Regions from separate parts of the Homo sapiens genome. Here region 2 is linked to region 1. A link is an interaction called in ENCODE POLR2A ChIA-PET data of the cell type or tissue named here. Cell type or tissue: GM12878. All regions are shown on one strand. Links, peaks and the distances in the headings refer to the core of each region. The heading gives the core; the rest is flanking DNA.

Region 1 (5,386 bases), core at 200-5,199:
AACATGGTGAAACTCCGTGTCTACTAAAAATAAAAATAAAAAAAATTAGCCAGGCATGGTGGTGGGTGCCTGTAATCTCAGCTACTTGGGACGCTGAGACAGGAGAATCGCTTGAACCTGGGAGGCGGAGGTTACAGTGAGCTGAGATCACGCCATTGCAATCCAGCCTGGGTGACAAGAGTGAAACTCCGTTTCAAAAAACAAAAAAAGAAAAGAAAAAAGAGTCTGCCATTCCATGTTAAAGTGGAAGATAAACATACCATAGGGAAAAACAATTCTACTCCTACATGTATTACCTGAAATTAACCCAAAACATGCATATTAAGAGAAACACTGGTTAACAATAGCCAAAATGCTCACTTAGAGCAGAGTGAATAAACTCTGGTATAGTCACAAAATAAAATATCCCACATCAACTAAAAAACAAAAAAATGAACCACAGCTTTATAATGTTTTATTAAGGAAGCCTGATGTATACAAAATTATATCTCCTGGATGCATCCATGAATATAAAGCTCAAAAAAAAAAAAAAAAAAGGAAAACTAGACAATATAGATTAGGAGAAGTTATCAGTGACAAAACTACAAAGAAAATCAAGGAAGTACTGCCACAAAAGTCAGGATAAGGCCCAACTGTTGGGAGAAGGAGAAGGTTACTGCAAGGGTGCAACATCCTGAGAGCATGGGTTTCACTATGCTGGTAATATCTTGTATTTTGAGTATGTGATGATTACATGAATTGTTGCTATGTAACTATTTATCAAAGTAAATGTTAAATTTGAGAAGAACATGCTAGAAAGACTTGCCAGGCAGATATCAATAATTAGTATAAAGCTCTAATTTTTAAGACAGTGTGATCTAAGTACATGAACAGTCAATCACGTAGCCCAACGACCTGCATGCATAAACTTGATACACCATATAGGTGTCACTATAAACAAAGGAAACAATTTATTCAATAAATGGTGCTGGGACAATGGGATAAAACAAAATTGGTATTCATCTCTCACTATATAAAAAAAAAACAAAGTAGATTACATTCCTAAATATGGAAAGCAAGATTTTAACAATCATATGAGAAAATACAGCAAATATTTTTAAAACTCAGATATGGGAAAGAATTTAAAAGATACAGACCATAAAGGAAAAGATTGAGTAAATAACTACATTAACATTAAAAACTTTTAAACAGGAAGAGGAACCATTAAGAAATTAGAGGCTGGGCATGGTGGCTCATGCCTGTAATCCCAACACTTTGGGAGGCTGAGGCAGGCAGATCACTTGAGGTCAGGAGTTCAAGACCAGCCTGGCCAACATAGTGAAACCCCATCTCTACTAAATTACAAAAATTAGCCGGGCATGGTGGCACGCACCTGTGACTCCAGCTACTTAGGAGGCTGAGGCAGGAGAATCACTTAAACCTGGGAGGTGGAGGCTGCAGTGGGCCAAGATCACACCACTGTGCTCCTGCCTGAGCAACAGAGCAAGACTCCATCTCAAAAAAAAAAAAAAAAAAAAAAAAAAGAAATTAGATATGGTAATTTTCATAAAATTATATCACTATACACTCATGAAAGCCAAGCATAATATATGTGCTCTAATCTCAAATGGTTCAGAATTGTGTGTATATGCATATTCAAATATACACATACATATACATGAAGAGTGAGCAAGCACACAAATGATTATAAAGCTAATGGAGTAAAATGTAAATAATAAGTGACTGGATAAAGGCTACACAGGTATGCCAATTTCTCATTTGTCCTGATGAAAAATGCACTGGCAGCAAGCTGTATTTGTTTTTTTCTAAACAGAAAATGGGTTAAGAGTACCATTTTTATTTTTGCAACTTTTTAAAATTTGAAATTATTTCCAATAAAAAGTGTTCTGGTTTTTTAGAAGACATCACTAAGAAAACTTAAAGGACAAGCCACAGGTTGGGAGGAAATATTGGTAATGCATATGACCAACAAAGTGTTCATATCTGGAACATATAAAAAAAATTCCCACATATCTCTGAGAAAAAAAACACATAGGGAATATGGGCAAAAAATATGAACAGGCAATCAACAGAAAAATATGCAAGATTCAATAAACATTTGAAACTGTGTTCAGCCTGACTAGTAATCAGAGAAACAGCAATATAAATAGTGAGATATGAATGCAAAACAAAATTTTAACACCACCAAATATTGACCAGGAGGTAAGAATTCATATAATAATTCCTGCAGGATACTTTGCCAAGTCCAGTACAGTTGATGATTACCCTTGCTGAGGAGATCTAATAATTCTACTCCAAGCTATACACTCTAAGAGTAGGTGTCAGGACACCCTTTCTTTTTCTTTTCTTTTCGAGACGGAGTCTCGCTCTGTTGCCCAGGCTGGAGTGCAGTGGCGCGATCTCAGCTCACTGCAAGCTCCACCTCCCAGGTTCACGCCATTCTCCTGCCTCGGCCTCCTGAGTAGCTGGGACTACAGGCACCCGCCACCATGCCTGGCTAATTTTTTGTATTTTTAGTAGAGACAGGGTTTCACTGTGTTAGCCAGGATGGTCTCAATCTCCTGACCTTGTGATCTGCCCACCTCGGCCTCCCAAAGTGCTGGGATTACAGGTGTGAGCCACCGCGCCCAGCCAGGACACTTTTTCTTAAAGGGCCATGTAGTAAATATTTTAGGCTTGTGTGCCATAATGTCTCTGTTGCCAACTACACAACTCTACCATTATGGGCCGAAAACAGCCACAGACAATATATACACAAATGAGAATAACTGTTTAAAAGTTTTATTTATAAAAACAGAGGCAGTTGGCCTGTGGGCCAGTTTGCCAACCCCTGCTCTACTGAAACTCTCATATACATGCACCAAGAGATATGCACAAGAATATCCTTAGCAGCTTTGTTTATAACTGCAAAAAACTTCCAAAAATTTAAATGTCCATCAGTAAGAGAACGAATACATTGGTGGTGCAATCATACAATAGAATACTATACAGTAGTTAAAAAAGGAATGAATTACAGCTACACATATCAGTATAAAGGAAACCCTATGGGATGCAGAGTGCAGATAAGTTTAGAAGAATACGTACGGAATAGTGCTAATTAAGTCTGCAAATGTGCAAAATAATATTATACATACATGAATATACAGTAAAAGTATGAAGAACACGAGAGGGAAGACAAACTATACCGTTAAGAGAAGAGAAAAAATAAAAAGCAAAGAAGTGATTGATTTCCATAAATATTAGGGTGATGAATATTCACATATATATGAAAGAGGGGAGGAATGAAGTATGTGGTGGAGAAGGGATGTGCGTCAGCAGTACTGCCCAGGTCCTTTCTTTCTTTTTTTTTTTTTTTTTTTTTTTACCACACAGCTTTGAAACATGTAAAGGGTCCTATTTCTTGACCCGGGTGATGGTTACATAGGTGTTCAATTTATAATTTTTCTTACACGTTTTATGTATGTATTTTATACCAATTCCCCAACTCATAGGAATAATAAACATTAAATTCAACACACTTTACAGGGTAAGAGAAAGTTAACGTGAATGAGAAAAGATTAAAGAGCCAATTTATTGGCTACACAAAAAGATAAATCCCATTTACTGGTCAAATCACCAGGCCCAGCAGATATTTATGAAAGTAAAGGGATTATTCATGGAAATAAACTTTAATATTTCTGTTTCTTCTCCAGATCTTCTGATACAAAAAGGTATAGTAGATAAAATCATTAATGACACTTCCCCTCTGTATAATGTCTGTGTGTGTTCTTACTCATTCACTATTTTGGAAAACTTCAAACATATGAAAGTTGAAAAAATAGTATAATAAACTCCCAAAGTTCCAGCTTTAACAATTCTTAATTCACAGCCAATCTTATTTCATCTGTATCCCTACCCACTTACCCTTGTCCTCTACTGAACTATTGTTAAGCAAAACATTTTATCTGCAAAAATTTCAGCATGCTATGTCTAAAAGATAAATAATGGCCGGGCGCAGTGACTCACGCATATAATCCCAGCAATTTGGGAGGCTGAGGCGGGCAGATCACTTGGGGTCAGGAGTTTGAGACCAGCCTGGCCAACATGGTGAAACCTCGACTCTCCTAAAAATACAAAAATTAGCCAGGCATGTTGGCGCACCCCCACAGTCCCAGCTACTCAGGAGGCTGAGACATGAGAATTGCTTGAACCTGGAGGGCGGAGGTTGCAGTGAGCCGAGATTGTGCCACTGCACTCTAGCCTGGGCAACAGTGCAAGACTATGTCTCAACAAACAAACAAACAAATGATAAATAAGGACTCTTTTAAATGTAACCATAATACAATATCATATATTTAAAAACCAACAATAACTAATCAGATGTTCATCAGTGTTCAAATTTCTATAATTACCTGATAAATATATATGCTTTATAAGATCCCAAAAAGGTCCATTGTAATAAACTAAGTCCCTGAATCTGTAGTTTCCCCCTTCCATATTTCTTCCCTTCAGTCCACCTCCCTCTTTTCCATGCAATTATTTGTTAAAGAAATGAAGTGATATCCTGTAGAGTTTAACACATTCTGGATTTTGCTGATTGTATTTTCATGAGATAGTCTTTATATTTCCTATAAACTTGTAGTTGGATCTAGAAGCCTGATTATATGTAGATTAGATCATTTTTTAAATTTTGGAAAGAATACTTCTAGGTAAGCACTGTGTTCTCTGAAGTGGCACAATGTCAGGTGTCTCTTTTTGTCAAATAAGCAGCCATCGATAATTCTTTAAATCCATTATTTCATTAGGAGTTGCAAAATGTGGTGTTCAAACTATTCCTTTTTCATTTGTTGGCACCAATACTTCTCTCTAAAGGAAAACCTCCCCCTCATTCGGGTAACCAAACATTCTTTTTTTAGGTACCCTGAGGTAGAGTTCATATAATTGACACTATATATCAAGGGTTTCTTTTAAGAATTTGAGTTATACAGAAAGAGTCATCTCTGTTTCTTCAGAATGAACAGAAATGAAAGTAATGGCTCCTCCTCTTCTACTACTATTTTTTTTTTTTATTATTGCTGGAAACTACTTTCAATGATGGCCTCTTTAAAGAGGAGATTGTGGGAAAAGAAAAATTCTTATTTTGAAACATTAAAATTCCCTAGGAGGTCTTTTTCTTTTCTTTTTTTTTTTTTTGAGACAAAGTTTCGCTCTTGTTGCCCAGGCTGGAGTGCAGTGACGCGATCTTGGCTCACTGCAACCTCCACCTCCCAGGTTCAAGCGATTCTCCTGCCTCAGCCTCCCAAGTAGTTGGGATTACAGAAATGTGCCCAGCTAATTTTGTATTTTTAGTAGAGACAGGGTTTCACCATGTTGGCCAGGCTGGTTTTGAACCCCGGACTTCAGGTGA
Region 2 (5,386 bases), core at 66-5,065, 130 kb before region 1:
TCTGGGCAGAGCTTCCAACAGGGAATCAGATTCTGAACTGGGACAGCTCCCAGGTGTCCTAAAGCGGAATCCAGAGCTGACTCACAGCAGCGTGTGTCTGACAGGGGGATCCAGCGGCAAGTCCCTACTCTTGGATAAAGATGAAACCACCTTTGCGAAAATTATGACAGAGGCCGGGCACGGTGGCTCACACCTGTTATCCCAGCACTTTGGGAGGCCAAGGCAGGCGGATCACCTGAGGTCAGGAGTTTGAGACCAGCCTGGCCAATATGGTGAAACCCCGTCTCTACTAAAAATATGAACAAATTAGCTGGGCAGGTGCCTGTAATCCCAGCTACTTGGGAAGCTGAGGCAGGAGAATCGCTTGAACCTGGGAGGTGGAGGTTGCAGTGAGCCAAGATCGCACCACTGCACTCCAGCCTGGGCAACAAGAGCGAAGCTCCAACTCAAAAAAAAAAACAACAAAAAAATTATGACAGAGAAAGAGATCTGACCTAACCAACTCCATCTTGCCTTTAACCTCCAAGCTGCCCTGTTCATTCCTGGGCATAGGCTGAACTTAGTTTATAGTTTAACTTTGAAACAAAGATGCTAACAGCCCTTTCCCTAAACAAACCCCTTCCTGCCTGAGGACCAGACTGTCTTTGTAAGACTAACAGGTTAGCCATAAGATTTGAAATTATGGTTTAGGAGTCACGCAGCTGGCTACAAGATTCTGAACCTTCCCAGTTCCTCCTAGGGATAACATCGCGATTGTAAAACCTAAGATTGGCACTTGAGGTATTTCTCAGACCCTGCACTGCTGATGCACTCTGATGCACAAACTGGTGCCACCCAGGCCTGTAATCTGGCTCAACCAGTTCTGCGATCCTACCCAGGAACAGAAGACAGCAAGAATCCACTTCAGGCGGATGATTCACGCCTGTAATCCCAACACTTTGGGAGGCCGAGGTGGGCAGATCATTTGAGGTTAGGAGTTCGACACCAGCCTGGCCAACATGGTGAAACCTCATCTTTACTAAAAATACAAAAATTAGCCGGGCATGGTAGCGCATGTCTGTAATCCCAGCTACTTGGGAGGCTGAGGCAGGAGAATTGCTTGAACCCGGGAGGCAGAGGCTGCAGTGTGCCGAGAACGCGCCACCACACTCTAGCCTGGGTGACAGAGGGAGACTCTATCTCCAAAAAAAAAAAAAAAAAAAAAAAAATCGACTTCAACCCCCGTATGATTTCATCTTCAGTCTGACCAATACGCACTCCCCAATCCCTGGTCCCAGACCTGCTGAATCATCCTTAAAAGACCCATTTTTGAATTTTCGAGGGGCTGATTTAAGTAATAATAAATTCCAGTCTCCTGTTTAGCCAGCTCTACATGTATTAAACTCTTTCTATTGCAATTCCCCTGTCTTGATAAATCGGCTCTACCTGGGCAACGGGCTAGAACTTGTTGGGCTGTTACTAAGACAGTGTAAGATCAAGCTTCATTCTGGCCCACTCTCCCCATCTCACCCAGAAGAGGTGGCCTCCTAGGCTGCCCCTTCCTCTCTTGATCTGACTGGGATTTCCCCCCTGTTAGGGAGCTCTGGAAGAACCCCCAGTCCCAGGCCCCACCTGGCTCTGAGCTGGGTTTACAGGAAGCCCCCTGTGCACCCCTGTCCCATGAGGTCATGTGGAAAAACCCTGGGAAACTCTAACACCTGCTGCAGGTGCTGGCTGTTCCTTTTTTTTTTCTTTTTTTTCAAGCTGTAGAATTTCTCTGCCATGCAAAACTTGTTGATAATAATATAACAAACATTTCCATCTCTATTGCCCTGCTTAGGAAATAAATCTTACGGGGACACTGGAAGACTCTTGGGTGTCCCTTCCTGATCCTGTTCCCCACCTCTGTCACCAGGGGTAACCCAAACCTGAACTGCGTGTTTATCCATAAATGATAAGTGGTATTGCTTTGCATGGTTTTAAACTTTCAGTAGCGGTTTCTGTCTTTTATTCATTCATAAACTCACAAACATATACATATTGAGAACCTACTGTATGTGAGGCACCAACCTAAGCCCTGGGAACATCCGTAAACAACAGAGAGGATTACTGCTCTCATGGGACACACATTCTGGTGGGGTGAGCCAAACCATAAACAAAAGGTATGAAACTGAGATACATTATTAATATGTTACAACGTGAGAAGTACAGAGGGAAAAAATAAGGGAAGCTGGAGAGGCAGGGGTGGTGGAATATTGCAATTTTAAGTAGGATTGCAATTTTTTCCCCTTTCTTCTTTTTTGAGATGGGGTCTTGCTCTGTCCCGCAGGCTAGAGCGCAGTGGTGCAATCATAGCTTGCTGCAGCCTCAAATTCCTCAGGCTCAAGCAAACCTCCCATCTCAGCCTCCTGAGTGGCCAGGACTACAGGTGCACACCACCAAGCCTAGTTAATTTTTTTTTTTTTTTGAGACGGAGTCTCGCTCTGTTGCCCAGGCTGGGGTGCAGTGGTGTAATCTCCACTCACTGCAAGCTCCGACTCCCGGGTTCACGCCAGTCTCCTGCCTCAGCCTCCCGAGTAGCTGGGACTATAGGCGCCTGCCACCACGCCCAGCTAATTTTTTTGTTTTTTTTTTTTTTTTGGTAGAGATGGGGTTTCACCATTTTATCCAGGATGGTCTCGATCTCCTGACCTTGTGATCCTCCCGCCTTGGCCTCCCAAAGTGCTGGGATTACAGGCGTAAGCCACCGCGCCCGGCCAATTTTTTTTTTTTTTTTTTTTTTTTTAAGTAGAGACAAGGTCTTGTGATGTTGCTCAGGCTGGTCTTGAACTCCTGAGCTCAAGTGATCCTCTTGCCTCAGCCTTCCAAAGTGCTGGGATTACAGGTGTGAGCCACCATGGCTGGCTGTGTATGTCTTGTGTATGTCATGGCATCCTTATATGTCTTGTGTATTTACTCAATATTGTATATGTTTTGTATAACTGTGCCATCTTTATTCATTCCCCTGTCAATAAGTATTTATTATATCTTTCTCTTGTATTTGTCCTTATAAACAACGTTGCCATAGCATTCTTGTAAATGTCTTTTTTTTTTTTTTTTTTAAGTCAGTGTCTTGTTCTGTCACCCAGGCTGGAATACAGCAGCATGATCATAGTTACTGTAACTTCAAACTCTTGGGCTCATGTTATCCTTCCACCTCAGCCTCCTGAGTGCCAAGACTACAGGTGCATGCCTCTATGCCTGGCTCATTTTTAATTTTTTTTTGTAAAAACAGTGTCTTGTTATGTTGCCCAGGCTGGTCTCAAACTTCTTACCTCAAGTGATCGTTCTGCCTTGGCCTCCCAAAGCACTGGGATTACAGGCATCAATATCTTTTTGTGCATGCACGGGAGAGATGTTCTAGGGCATGTATCCTAATATAGAATTGTCGAGTCCAAAGTATCTTCAACCTAGCTTAGCTAGATGGTATCAATGGCTTCTGCAAAAATAAATAAAATAAAATAAAATAAAATAAAAAATGAGCCACGCATAGCGGCACACACCTGCTGGGTCAATAGGCATAAGTGTTTTCAAAAAAAAAATTAAAAAATTAGCCAGGACTGGTGGCACACACCTGTAGTCCTAGCTACCTGGGGGGCTGAGGTGGGAGAATCACTTGAGCCTAGGGGTTTGAGGCTGCAATGAGCTGGGATCACACCACTGCACTCTAGCCTGGGCGACGGAGTGAGACTCTGTCCTAAAAAAAAAGAAAGAAGAAAGTAATTTTAAAAATATTTTGTTTTCAAAAACCCAGAATTGAAGAACACAAGTATCTGGCATGAAGAAAATATCCTACAAGTTTGCAGAGAAAAAGTGGATTTCATACAAAGGATCATGGATCCGAATGGCACTGGATTCTTTAACAGCGTCAGTGGGAACCGGAACATGATGGAGGAATATGTTCAAAATTCTGAAAGAAAGAGTTTGTAGTTAAATTAGTGACGAAAATTAGTAAACCAAGCCAATGGTAAAAACGAGACAATTGGGCCGGGTAGAGTGGCTCGCACCTGTAATTCCAGCACTCTGGGAGGCTGAGGCTGTGGATCATCTGAGGTCAGGAGTTTGAGACCAGTGTGGCCAACATGGCAAAACCCCATCTCTACTGAAAGTACAAAAATTAGCTGGGCTTGGTGGCGCGTGCCTGTAGTCCCAGCTACTCAGGAGGCTGAGATAGGAGAATCACTTGAACTTGGGAGGTGGAGGCTTCAGTGAGCCAAGACTGTGCCATTAAACTCCCGTCTGGGGGACAGAGAGAGATTCTGTCTCAAAAAAAAAAAAAAAAAAAAGCAAGACAATTATTAACTCTGAAAATCTTGAAAACAGATTTGCAGTCAGAATAAAGCAAATAACGAATATTGATCTGATCAGAATGACAAATAACTATATTGGGAGGCTGTGGGGGGTGGGAATACATGTATTAATATGCGTTTTGTTCCAGGGTGGGGGGTATTGTGAGTGAGTGATTGATGAGAGCCAAATTCTCCCCTTCCATAATGAAAAATCACTATATAATGTATAAACCTGAAAAATCAAGAAGTAGCAATATAAGCATGGTATTTAGAGAAAATACACTAAATACTTAAAGGATTGAAATAGTATCTCTGAGGCTGTGTATGGTGGCTCATGCTTGCAATCCCAACAGTTTGGGAGGCCAAGGCAGGAGGACTGCTTGAGCCTAGGAGTTCAAGACCAGCTTGGGCAACACAGGGAGACCCCTGTCTAGGATAAATGATAAAAGTTAGCTGGGCATGGTGGCACATGCCTGTGGTTCCCACTACTCAGGAGGCTGAGAAGGGAAAATCACTTGTACCCTGGAGGTCGAAGCTACAGTGAGCCGAGATCATGCCACTGCACTCCAGCCTGGGAGACAGAGTGAGACCCTGTCTCAAAAAAGAAAAAAAAAAAAAAAGTATCTCTGGGACTGAAAAAGCAGAGCAGGGCCATGACTGGGGGAGTGGCTTCAGGGAATTGCTGATTTTTGTAACAAATCTTGTAGAATTTTTTGACCTTTGAAATCATGTGCATGTATAACTTGATACAAATTAAAGTTAAATTTAAAAGCTCCCCTGAGATTAGCAGCCTTGAACATATGTCTTTCACATCTCTTCATTTGTTTCCTTAGGATAAATTCCAGAGGTGGGACTGCTGGGTCAACAGGCATAAGTGTTTTCAAGACCGTATCACCCACAGTGGTAAACAGGGCACCCATCTTTCCCTTTCCAGAGGGTTAATAGCCTTTACTTGCCAGTCTTTGCAAACACCATTATCAATTTTCACATCTCTGCCAATCTGATGGTAAAACGTGGTATTACATGGTAGTTTTAATTTGTGCTTCTTTGACTACTAAATAGTTTTACATAGTTAACAT

What was found. ChIA-PET counts read pairs that join two places held together with the same protein. Peaks named below come from ENCODE experiments on the same cell type or tissue, not always from the same donor. Only the 100,000 strongest peaks of a DNase experiment are listed, where the experiment ranks them.
Region 2: POLR2A ChIA-PET joins it to region 1 with 5 read pairs; 2 of 35 experiments call an interaction of 5 or more read pairs at or near these places.

What each region holds. Positions count from the first base shown.
Region 1 is chr9:37,270,469-37,275,854 of GRCh38, reverse strand. The region is part of intron 2 of ZCCHC7 (zinc finger CCHC-type containing 7); the gene reads right to left. Among named protein-coding and RNA genes, the nearest start is that of LINC01627, 120 kb to the left of the region's middle. In GM12878, for the core only: no CTCF peak of the experiment used is centred there; no DNase peak of the experiment used is centred there.
Region 2 is chr9:37,399,497-37,404,882 of GRCh38, reverse strand. No RefSeq gene overlaps it. Among named protein-coding and RNA genes, the nearest start is that of LINC01627, 7.4 kb to the right of the region's middle. RefSeq lists an enhancer at 1,625-1,794. In GM12878, for the core only: no CTCF peak of the experiment used is centred there; a DNase peak (open chromatin) is centred at 2,052; H3K27ac peaks cover 5,000 bases.